Linked DNA regions of Homo sapiens: region 1 is linked to region 2. Evidence: chromatin loops called from intact Hi-C (ENCODE). Cell type or tissue: Calu3. All regions are shown on one strand. Region 1 holds the start of PDE11A (phosphodiesterase 11A). Region 2 overlaps PDE11A (phosphodiesterase 11A).

Region 1 (2,500 bases), 170 kb after region 2:
ATACGTGGTGTTATTGGGTGATATATTAACTTCCCACAAGCCATTGGGTGTTAAGAAAGGACCAACACATCAAAGATGCCGTAGTAACATTCTAACTAGTCTAAACTCGGGAATTTAAATAGCAAAATTTGTATTGTAAAGAGCCTAAATTAATGTGTTCCTGGATGCCAGATGATAACCGAAGGCTTATCTCCCAAGCCAATGGGGCTCTGGGAGAAGGGGACAATGCAAAGTCCTACCTGGTAGGCATCAGGAATGTTGACCGTTTCTCCATGCTCCCCGACATAGCCAATGATACCTTTGCCCCAGGGGACCTGCACCTCATTTGAGTTCTCTGTGCTGCTGCAAGGCAGCAGAGGTGTTCCTGCATGCACATCAAAGAATTTGGAGACCAAGGTCTTCTTGCCAGCAGCTGCCCCTTCCACCAGGAAAAGAGAGCAGCGGTCAGCATCCACCATAAGGCAGACAAAGATGAGAATCTTGTAGCTCAGGCTGGTGAGGTCAAGGTCATTGGAGATATCTTTGACCAATTCCAGAAAGAACTGACGCTCATTATGCTTTTTCAGATGGCACTTGTAGTCGATGGCTGTAGGGGGATACCGAGGCAGATTCACTCTCGATTCCAGCAGCGCACTGAGAATATGGGCTGTGGTGGGGGGCAGGGAGCTTGCCTTCCGGAGAAGTGCCCTCCGTCGTACACTACTCAGGGGTTCCTGAGCCCGGGAGGTCACCTGTTCATCGTAGGTCCTGTTCACGTGGATGGCCTTGGAGCGGGCAAAACTCTTCCTTAGCTCTTTCTGAGAAGCTCTCCGCTGCAGGTTCCCATCGCCCCTGCTGCCACCGGCCCAGCTGGGACTCAAGGGAACCCCACCACAGTCCCCGCCACCGGGAAGGGGCTGGCTGTGGGCAGAGCCATTTGGTCCAGTGCCACCACCAACGCTGCTGCCACCTCTGCAGGTGCTGTGAGCCAAGCTGCTGGTACCAGCCAAAGAGGGCCTTGGACCTAAAGCCCCCTGACCCTGACTGTGCCTCTGCAGCCACTTTTCAACCATCTCCTGCTTCCCCTTCCGCATCAAGTAATCTTCAAACAACTCTGGGTGCCTGTCCAGGAAAGTTTCCACCTCCCCAAAGTCCAGGCGGGAGGCTGCCATGGTCCCAGACAGCTTTCCTTGCCTGTTTACACGTGAACCAAATGTTTTCCTGCCCCGAGGCCTCTAGCTGTTCCTGCACATGTTCACCCCCACCAGTATTCCCAGTTCAGCGCCACCTCCCCTGGAGATTATTCCCAGCAGTGGAATCTGGGAGATGCCCCTTCCTTCTCTGGCTCAGAGTGGCTGGCGCCGACCCCACCCCGTGGTCCTGCTACTCCTGCTCCGCACAGGTGCCCAGCACTGAGCTGCCGCCGCTGCCCCGGCTCCTGTTCCGGAAACCCGAGCTATCGCTGCTCCTGTTCTGGCTGCCGCCGCTGCTGCTGGAACTGCTGCTGTAACCGGATGAGTGGACCGCTGTGACAGGGAGGTAGGGCAGGACACGCCCCTGAGTGAGGCACGGAGCCTGGAGGGAGGAGAGAAGAGGAGGGAGCCGCGGACGCCAGACCAGCCAAAGTCCACGGCCCAGGCTGCCAGGCGGTTCCTGGAAGAGTCTCTGGACGGCCGGAATCGGCGCCTGGGTACAGGACTCCTGATTGGAACACGATTAGAAGAGGGAAACGCACCTTGTTCCTTCCCCGCTTCTTGCTCCCTTACCTCCCCAACCCTCCCTACTCACCGCGCCCCTTAATCCGTTAGCGTTTCGAGGAGGCCCAGCGGGAGCCCAGTGGGAGTCCGAGATACAAGTGTTGATGTTTTGCAGGGATCTGAACACAGAAGCGGACTCCGAGGAATCGAGAGTGTCGTTCACCCTCAGAGACAGGCAGGGTTATTTTTCTGGGATGTGACTGTGGATTGTTGGTTCCCAGGATTCCTGGGACTTGCTCACTAACACTGCCCAGCGCCTTGTGGGTGCTCAGTAAATATTAATGGAATGGCATTTCCCCGAAAATAGCAAATAAAGTTTCCGATGTGAGCAATTCATGACTTTAACCAAATTCATGTACCTGGGGCAGAGACAGATTACACAGAGAAAGGGTGTAAAACACAGTACAGAAAAAGAGTTTACCAGGTAGAGGAAGTAAGTGCTGAAGAGTCTGGAGTATTTAATTAACAGCAGGGAGACCAGCTAGGAGACAGTAAACCAAGCATAGAATCCTGGTAATTTGGAGCTGCTGGTTTCCAAGAAGGTGAGTGGTGATCAAGATTTAAAAAGAAAAAAAACAACGTTTAGCATAGTGCCTGGCACATAAAAAGTGCTCAGTAAATGTTAGCTGTTGTATTACTTTTGTTATTATTATTATTCTAAGGTGACGATGTATGGAAACTTTACTGAATGTAGCTATGTCTCTGGTCACTTGAGTGATCTATCAGTAAAGATGGTTAGTGATATGTTGAAACTGGCTTGTAAG
Region 2 (2,500 bases):
ATACTTTATTTGCATCTATAGAGATTGAATACAGAGAGTTGTTGATACTAGTATTTTAACTTCATTATGAATATTTTTCAAAGTTAACTAAAATATGTTGTAAATCAAGCTTTAACTAGAGAATTCACATCTATGAAGACATAAAGTGAAGCAACAGATTATGAGGGCTGTGACATAGGAACTGTGTCTAAAGCAGCTTGTATTATTTCTTGGATAAAAGAAGGATAAATAAGTAAATGAACTGTGATATACCTGGAATTTAAGGCATGTGCCCATACTCACATTTGGAGGTAGGCAGGATATAAGTCAATTCTTTCGTTGGCATATGGCATATACCATATGTATATGGCATACAATTCACATCTGTAGCAGGGATTTCAGCTTGATTCTAGACCTATCTGCTACCAGTTTTAAACATGCCTGTCAGGATGGGCCCAGTGGGAACTAGGGGTCAGCAGGCCTGGCAGCCTTCTGCGACAGAGTTCTAATTGTGTCTGCCACTGTGTAGACATAACTGGACACAAATCATACTGGTGGGATGCTTCTGCAGAAGCCTGATGAGGAAAGGCTGGGAGCCTGTAATGGAGAAGTCCTCCTATGGGCAGAAACACCCAGCCGTGATGGGCCTACCCCTAACAAAGACTTTCTCATCATGGAGGTTTAGGCATAGGGATTTTTACTACTGCCTTGCACTCTCAAGAAATTCATCTCCAGAATCTCTGATTCCAGAGAGATAGAATGCTCCAAGTAAAAACTGAAAGAACTATTTCCCTAAATTCTTCGCAATGTAGATGAAACAAGTGACATACTTGGGACTTCTCTAAAGCAAGAGGGAAAAAAGCATGTTTATATCATAGACTCTATGTCTCTCTGTCTCTCTCTCACACACACACACACGCACGCACGCACGCACGCACGCACACAATGGTGCCCTAGGAAGAGGTAACAAGCGCTGGCAAAATAGAGCAATTCCTGCTGTAACCAGCAGAGGGCAGTGCAGTGCCCGCTGTGGGTGAGGGACGACAGCAGCCTCCACCAACTCAGGAAGCACTTGTGAAGCACCCAGGACATCCAGAAAAGAATCACCTGGAGTGCAAGGCAATTATGCAGAGGACTTGAGGTACACAAAAGATGAAGGGCAATTCACATTCCCTATCGCTGAATTTCCTATTAAAATCTTTCCTTGGTTACCTGGGCATGATCAACTCTGACCTAGGGTCCTGGAAAGAATTTCAGAGCCATATAAAAACTAAAGCTATGACCTCATTTTTAAAGAAGATAGAGAAACAATGGGATCCGAATTAAGAAGACATACAAAAATCAATGATTTTTGCAGATGTTTTGGGGATAAATTCCTTCCCTGGATTTTCACATGTTGCCTTCTGGAACTAGATGTTATTTCTGTTACCCCCTACTCTCCCCTTTCTTGCTACTCCCCCTCATACCTTAGAAAGTCTGTCCATAAGCCAAGATAAAGCTGTTGGCATAAAGCTGCCAGATATTCCATTAGAATTTCCCTGCCTTTAGGCAGAATGGGACCACTTTCAATATCACCTACACATAGAGCAAGCACTTTCCTTGTAGTTTTCTGGAGGTTTTGTTTTTGGCTCATTGTTTTTTTCTGCCATGGAGACAATGACTATAACGGGGATAAAAGCAAGGAGGAGACTTATTTTAACTTTCCACTACTTATTTGTTTTATTTATTTTTGCCTTCAGGGGACAAATTTAAGGTGGTTGGTAAGTCAAGCAAGTAAGAGGAGAGTGATCAAATGAAGATGTGAAATGTTTTCTAATATATCATAGGCTTGCTTCACTTCATTTGTAATTCCAATATTTACTGAGTTCCAGGTATTATGTTAAATTAAAAAGAATCTGAATTTTAAATCAAATAATCTTTGTTCTTTTTACAGTTTTGCTGTGTGAAGTGCAACAAATCATATAAGCTCTTGAACCTATTTTCTTATCTGTAAATGCCAGGTTTATGGTCTTTTTTAGTTCTAATCTTTGGTGATTCAAATAATGCAAAACATCATTAAGCTGCAATATTCTATTTACTAGAGAAAACAGAATTCAGTAAACATGCTTGCACCTTATTCAAGAAAAAATAATTTATAATAGTAATTGCCATTGGCTAAGCCCTTCTGTCATTGTGTCAGGCATGATGCTATGTGTCAGGGATGATGTTAAGCATTGTATATGCATTACATCTGTTTTATATTCACTTATGTTTTACCATTAATCCCAGTTTGCAGATTAGAAAACTGAGGCTTTAAGAACTTACCCAAAGTTCTTGGGAGATAATTCTCTATGGATATTTTATGTTTCTGTACACGTGGCAGAGAGAGGCACTGGCTGTATCTTTCTGGAATGCTTATACAATGAACAGCCTTGGAAGATAGAGATACTGTCTCCTTTCAGAGCAAAGAACAGAAGTGTTTACTATCCAGTATAATAAAGACAATATCTCCCTCTAGACAGAGGTCAGGCAGGCTCACCGT

What was found. Peaks named below come from ENCODE experiments on the same cell type or tissue, not always from the same donor. Only the 100,000 strongest peaks of a DNase experiment are listed, where the experiment ranks them.
Region 1: a loop joins it to region 2, with 3 times the contacts of the local background. A loop is called at or near these places in 5 of 110 quality-filtered maps.

What each region holds. Positions count from the first base shown.
Region 1 is chr2:178,071,287-178,073,786 of GRCh38, forward strand. PDE11A (phosphodiesterase 11A) reads right to left here and starts at 1,491. Exons shown (of 20, transcript NM_016953.4): 1 at 240-1,491. The coding sequence starts at 1,151. In Calu3, no CTCF peak of the experiment used is centred here; a DNase peak (open chromatin) is centred at 1,535.
Region 2 is chr2:177,905,284-177,907,783 of GRCh38, forward strand. All of the region lies in intron 2 of PDE11A (phosphodiesterase 11A), which reads right to left. Among named protein-coding and RNA genes, the nearest start is that of PDE11A, 170 kb to the right of the region's middle. RefSeq lists an enhancer at 839-1,133. In Calu3, a CTCF peak has its summit at 986 (motif pointing right); a DNase peak (open chromatin) is centred at 978.